2 separate regions of the Homo sapiens genome follow, and region 1 is linked to region 2. A link is an interaction called in ENCODE POLR2A ChIA-PET data of the cell type or tissue named here. Cell type or tissue: GM12878. All regions are shown on one strand. Links, peaks and the distances in the headings refer to the core of each region. The heading gives the core; the rest is flanking DNA.

Region 1 (2,928 bases), core at 265-2,764, 120 kb after region 2:
GGCTCTAGGGCTCTAGTATAATATTCACGGGTTACAGCTGAAAGGGCTGCAAGGTGTAGACTCTAAGAAGAAGGTCTTAGGTTTTCACAAACTCAACAAGGAAAATTAAAACAAGAACATTAGAAGTACCTGAAACTTCTGGCACCTACAGCTAAAGCAATCATTAAAACTGCACAACTAGCCAGATTAACATCAAACCAAACATTTCAAGACCTATATACCTTTGCTCCTATTATCTGATATATCATGTCCAGCTTGGAACAAAAAATTAGAAGTCATGTTAAAAGGCAAGAAAAAAAACAGTCTGAAGAGACAAAGCAAGCATCAAAAGCAGACTCCAACATGACATAGATTTTGGAACTATCAGGGAATTTATGATTACTAGGTTAGAGGCTTTAGTGGAAAAAGTAGACAACATCCAAGAGCTGATGAATAATGTAAGCAGAGAGAGAAAAATTCTAAGAAAGAATCAAAAGGAAAAGTTAGCAGTCAAAAACACTGTTAACAGAAATGAAGAATGCCTTTGATAGGCTCATCAGTAGACTGGACACAACTGAGGAAAGAATCAGTGAGTTTGAAGCTATGTCCACAAAAACTTCTCAGATTAAAATGCAAGGACAAAAAAAAAAAAGAAAAAAAAACAGAACACAATACTCTACTAAGAACTATGGGACAATCTCCAAAGGTGTGACTTATGCATAATTAGAATAGCATAAAAACAAGCAAGAGAAAACAAAGAAGAAATATTTGAAATCATAACAGTCAAGAATTTTCCAAAGTTAATGACTAAACCACAGATCCAGGAAGCTCAGAGAACACCAAACAGAATAAATACCAAAATATCTACACCTAGGTGTATCATTCAAACTGCAGCAAACCGAAGACAAAGAGAAAATCTTGAAAGAAGCTAGAGAGAAAGGTTGGGGGGTGGGGGGCGGAGAGAGAGAGAGAGAGAAAGAGAAAGAAACACCTTACAGAGTGAGATGAAGGGTTACTTTCAGGGTTCACCACTCATCTTCCCTCTAAAGACACATATTGCCAACTATTAATATTCTCCAACAAGTTGACTTAGGAAGAACAAAAATGCAGGAAGAACAAAAACGCAGTGTTTTTCTTTTTTTTTTTTTTTTGAGATTGAGTCTCGCTCTGTCACCCAGGCTGGAGTGCAGTGGTGCGATCTCGGCTCACTGCAAGCTCTGCCTGCCGGGTTCACGCCATTCTCCTGCCTCAGCCTCTGAAGTAGCTGGGACTACAGGTGCCTGCCACCATGCCTGGCTAATTTTTTGTATTTTTAGTAGAGACGGGTTTCACCCCATTAGCCAGGATGGTCTCAATCTCCTGACCTTGTGATCCGCCCGCCTCGGCCTCCCAAAGTGCTGGGATTACAGGCAGTGTTTTTAATTTCAATGTTCAATATCAATTGTCTTAATGAGTTTAAATCAATAATAGTTTTAGATTTAAACATTGCCTTTTTACCATTTTAGTGTAAACATTAACAGTGTTGCTTCTGAAAGTTTCTGAGCCCTCTGATCCCTTTCTCAACTACTAGCTTTCCTAATTATATTCCAAGTTAAATGGGTCAGAGCCCTGAATGCTTTTTAGAACTAATTCAGTCCCATTTTACTGACACTTTAATGAAGGACTGTGTGAATTAACTCTTAATATGCCATCACATACTTTAAAAAGCACACCACATTTACTAATCACAAAAAATTACACTTTCTGAGACTTAGAGTGAATTTTGTGCCTAAATTATCTTCAAAATGGGGATAAGTTACTGTATACACGAGGAGTGGCACCCCACACAGTAGGTTTCATCAGTTGATGACTTCCATGCCACCTCCACACCAAGCCTTGGCCTCAGCTACTACAGTGGACAATTATGGTTTTGACTTACCAAAATGACACCCTGCTTTTCTGGGGGACCTGCTCTTCTATTCCAACCCACCACATGCCAATCACAATGTTCTATCACTTGCTAGACTCATGGAGAGACACGGAAAAGTTGAGGTGGGCACATCACCCAAGCTGGCCAGAGTCATTCCAAGGGTGTTCCCACTAGGAGCTGGAAAAGAAGTTCCTTTAGGCCTTTCAGACTATAGAACCCCACACTGCCTGCAATCATTTTTTAAGAAAAAGGCCTTTTTCAGGAGTAGAGAATAAAACTAACATAGAAAAAGAGAGATGGGAAAAGAAAGAAACAGATTAACAGATATGACACTGTTCGAATATATAAATCCAGGCGACCTTTAGGCTACTTCCAACCTGCTTACCTTCCAGTGGTTTGTTACCCGAGCCAGTAAATTCTTTCTACCAAAGCCATAACTAGTTAAAAGCGGGTGTCCATCACCTGCAAAAAAAGTCTTAAAGCAAATTCATAAACAACCATTTCAGATGAAAAACCTGTGATAATTTTATCAGACACATTTGAAATTTAGGTCAGTTCTGGCACCTTATAGCCAGTGTTCCATGGCCTGTCCTTTCACGGTTCTTTAGGTGATCTGTTCCAAGTGAAACATAGCCAGAAGTAGGCTCACCAAGAACCTAAGAGCCTCTTCCAAGGACAGTTCCCTTACAAGTTCTATAGAGAGACCCTAGCAATATGTTCACATGGTTCTATTTATATTTGAAAAAAAAAAAGAGAGAAATTCAACCATAACGGGTTGGAATGGTTGTAGACATTTTTGGCATTCAGACAAATGAAAAGTAGAGTTACGGAAACACTTACGTGGTTCACATCACTATTGTGTACAGTAAAGTTACTGCTGGCCTTAGCAGTGTAGAAATGACATCCAGATACATTCTTAGAGCCCACTGTGCTGACTCAATCAACAAAACAAGGTGCAGGGCCAAAGACCTCTTACCACAGGGATGCACCCCATGATGCCTCCAACTGAAGGATAGGGTAGTAGGGATAAAAGGTTTAAA
Region 2 (2,928 bases), core at 329-2,828:
ATTAATGATGAACAAACTGGGCTAATTTTGTCCCTTATAAGGTTAAATTCAGCTTGAATTTATTATCACACGGCTTTAAAGTTTATTATAGTCATAGAAATTTCCACCTATAATGTAAATATTTCTTTGTATTACTTTGGAAAACAACAGTTTGTGCGCTGGATGTTTATCTTTTACTATCGTTCAAATTCCTTTCATCAAGCAACTAAATCAAAAAATTTTACTCTCCAAAATATTTCACAAATAGTCTATTTTAAATACAACTAACCACACATGTACTAAAACTTACCACTTGCTAACTTTCTTTTGTCTGAGATAATACCAATATTATGGGCTAATGACTGGGCAAGTGTAACAGCCATTAAATCAGTTTTCCCAAACTGAAAAACAAAAACAAAAATAAAATATATGTAAATCCAAATTGTCACTGACAAAGAACCAGAGAAAAATGTCACAATATCGCTGAAAATAAGTAATTTCTAAGCAATTTCTTTAGAAGAGGCTGAACACACTGTAGCCAGCACTGAATATGCATTTGGGAAAAAGTAGTAAGAAACAAAAATCCATGTTTGATTAGGTCTTACAGGGAATACTAGAAGTCAGGAAATAATCACAGCTTTTGGGTTTTGGAAATGTATATCTGAGTCCAAATTTCACCAGTGACATTCTTGAAAAATTCAATATTGGTATATAATTAAATCCGTCTTTTGGATAATACAAAATAAAATTAAATCTGTAAATTTTTTTAGAACTTGTTCATCTTTGTATCCAGTTGTAATCCTGAAATTCCCCTCAAGTGGAATAGAATGTAGCTTCAGAAAACAAATGAAATGAGTAACAGGAGGTAGTGATGATCTTCGGCCAATAGAAACTTAAGAAGAACTGAGGATATCTTTTTCAATTTGCAGCCTCTTAAAAATGCAAGTATTTTCTTTTTGATCATCTCTAGTAGGTTTAGTGCCTTAGGAGTAAAAGAAACCCTTTGGAAAACCTACTCTATTTTTCTTATCCCCAAATCTGTTAAATACTAAGGAAAAAATATCCAGTTGGGTTGTTAGGTGACAACCTGATGCTTCAGGGAATTATTCAATTCCCTGGAAAATCATTCAAAGTGATAAATAGGGCCTTATTTTCAATGAAGGTAAAGGTAAAGATTCTCTCAATTTAATCTGTAAGTAGCTTAATCTGGAAATTATTCCAAGCATAACATGAATATATAATAATTATCCCATATTATCTGCCATTATTTCCCCAGTCTGTCCTCTGGTCACTTACAGTAACCATATTAGTTTTTTATATTTTTAATTTTATTTATTTATTTATTTATTTATTTATTTATTTATTTAGAGACAGGGTCTCACTCTGTTGCCCAGGCTGGAGTGCAGTGGCGCAATCTGGGCCCAATACAACCTCTGCCTCCCAGGCTTAAGCCATCCTCCCACTTCAGCCTCCCCAGTAGCTGGGGCTACAGGCACACGCTACCACACCCAACCTATTTTTGTATTTTTGATAAAGACAGGATTTTGCCATGTTACCCAGGCTTGTCTCAAACTCCTCATCTCAAGCAATTTGTCCACCTCAGCCTCCCAAAGTGCTGGAATTACAGAAATAAGCCATTGTGCCAGGCCACCATACTGATTTGTAATATAGCAATCTAACATCTGGAGTATGTGAATACTGAGAAATTATCTCTTAAGTATGAGGAAAACATTTTCAGCCATCATACCACTTTGTATTGTACAGATGTTCACACCTACTTCATTCACGCCTCCTCCTTTCAGCAACGAGCAAATCCCACCAATATAAGCTGCCCCGCTCCGGCTACTCTCAAATTGACTTCCCCTTTTAGAAAAGGAAATGAAAAATGCTTACTGTTCACAGTTCAAACATCATAGCACCCCTCATTATTAGTTTACTACATTTATTTTCTCTATACATAAGATTTCTATACAATATATTCACATTGCAAGGGAAGAATGTGAAAATTGTTTATACATGTAACCAAAGAAAAAGGTTTATGAGGGATGTTTTCTTGCAAGATTAATAAATATCTTAAATTGAAGTATATCTATTAAAAAATAATTGGTTGATATGATGTACTCTGAGACAGACACAAAATCACTTCTCTGGTATTTCTGCCAAAAATACATATCTTAACATCAGGCATTCCCATAATGAGGAACAGTCAATAAAATAATTGGCCTATACTCTTCAAAAGTATTAAACTCAAAATAGACAAAGGAAAGCTGAGGAAATCTTTCAGATTAAAGGAGACTAAAGAGACATGATGATTAAATGCAATGTGTGATCCTGGATTGGATTTGGATGGGGAAAATTAGCTTTAAAAGACATTATTGAGGTAATTGGTGAAATTTGAATATAGACCATGGGTTACATAAAAGTATTATGTTTGTGTTAAATTTTCTGGTTTTAATAATTTACTGTGGTTATATAAGAGAATGTCTTTTTACTCTTAGAGAATATATACTATTTAATAATAAATCCCCAGTAAGTGTCTTCAACTTACTTTCAAGAGGTTCAGGAAAAAAAACAAAAAAAAACAAAAAAAAAACTGAAGGATGGATGAATGGAAGGAAGGGAGGGAGAATGGAAGAAAATTATGAAACAAATGGGGAAAATGTGAATAATTGATGAATCTGAATAGAGGGCATATGCAATTTCCTTGTAGTATTCTTGCAACTTTTCTCTAAATTTGGAATTATATATAAAGTTACCCCAAAATACATCTTTTCTTCCTTTTATAACTTTCTTCAACAGCTCTGACTTTAGATGATAGATTTTTAAAATTCTACTATATATAATTTGCTATTACGTCAAATATGCATGCTATCAAAAAAAGAACATAAGAGTGAGAAAAAATTAAAAATAAATTCCAGAAATACTAAGCTCTCATCTTAGAACCAAAAA

What was found. ChIA-PET counts read pairs that join two places held together with the same protein. Peaks named below come from ENCODE experiments on the same cell type or tissue, not always from the same donor. Only the 100,000 strongest peaks of a DNase experiment are listed, where the experiment ranks them.
Region 1: POLR2A ChIA-PET joins it to region 2 with 5 read pairs; 2 of 35 experiments call an interaction of 5 or more read pairs at or near these places.

Annotation. Positions count from the first base shown.
Region 1 is chr7:88,009,742-88,012,669 of GRCh38, reverse strand. All of the region lies in intron 3 of ADAM22 (ADAM metallopeptidase domain 22), which reads right to left. Among named protein-coding and RNA genes, the nearest start is that of ADAM22, 77 kb to the right of the region's middle. In GM12878, for the core only: no CTCF peak of the experiment used is centred there; no DNase peak of the experiment used is centred there.
Region 2 is chr7:88,131,781-88,134,708 of GRCh38, reverse strand. It overlaps ADAM22 (ADAM metallopeptidase domain 22), which reads right to left. Exons shown (of 32, transcript NM_001324418.2): 12 at 1,758-1,842; 13 at 290-380. Among named protein-coding and RNA genes, the nearest start is that of SRI-AS1, 83 kb to the left of the region's middle. In GM12878, for the core only: no CTCF peak of the experiment used is centred there; a DNase peak (open chromatin) is centred at 1,808.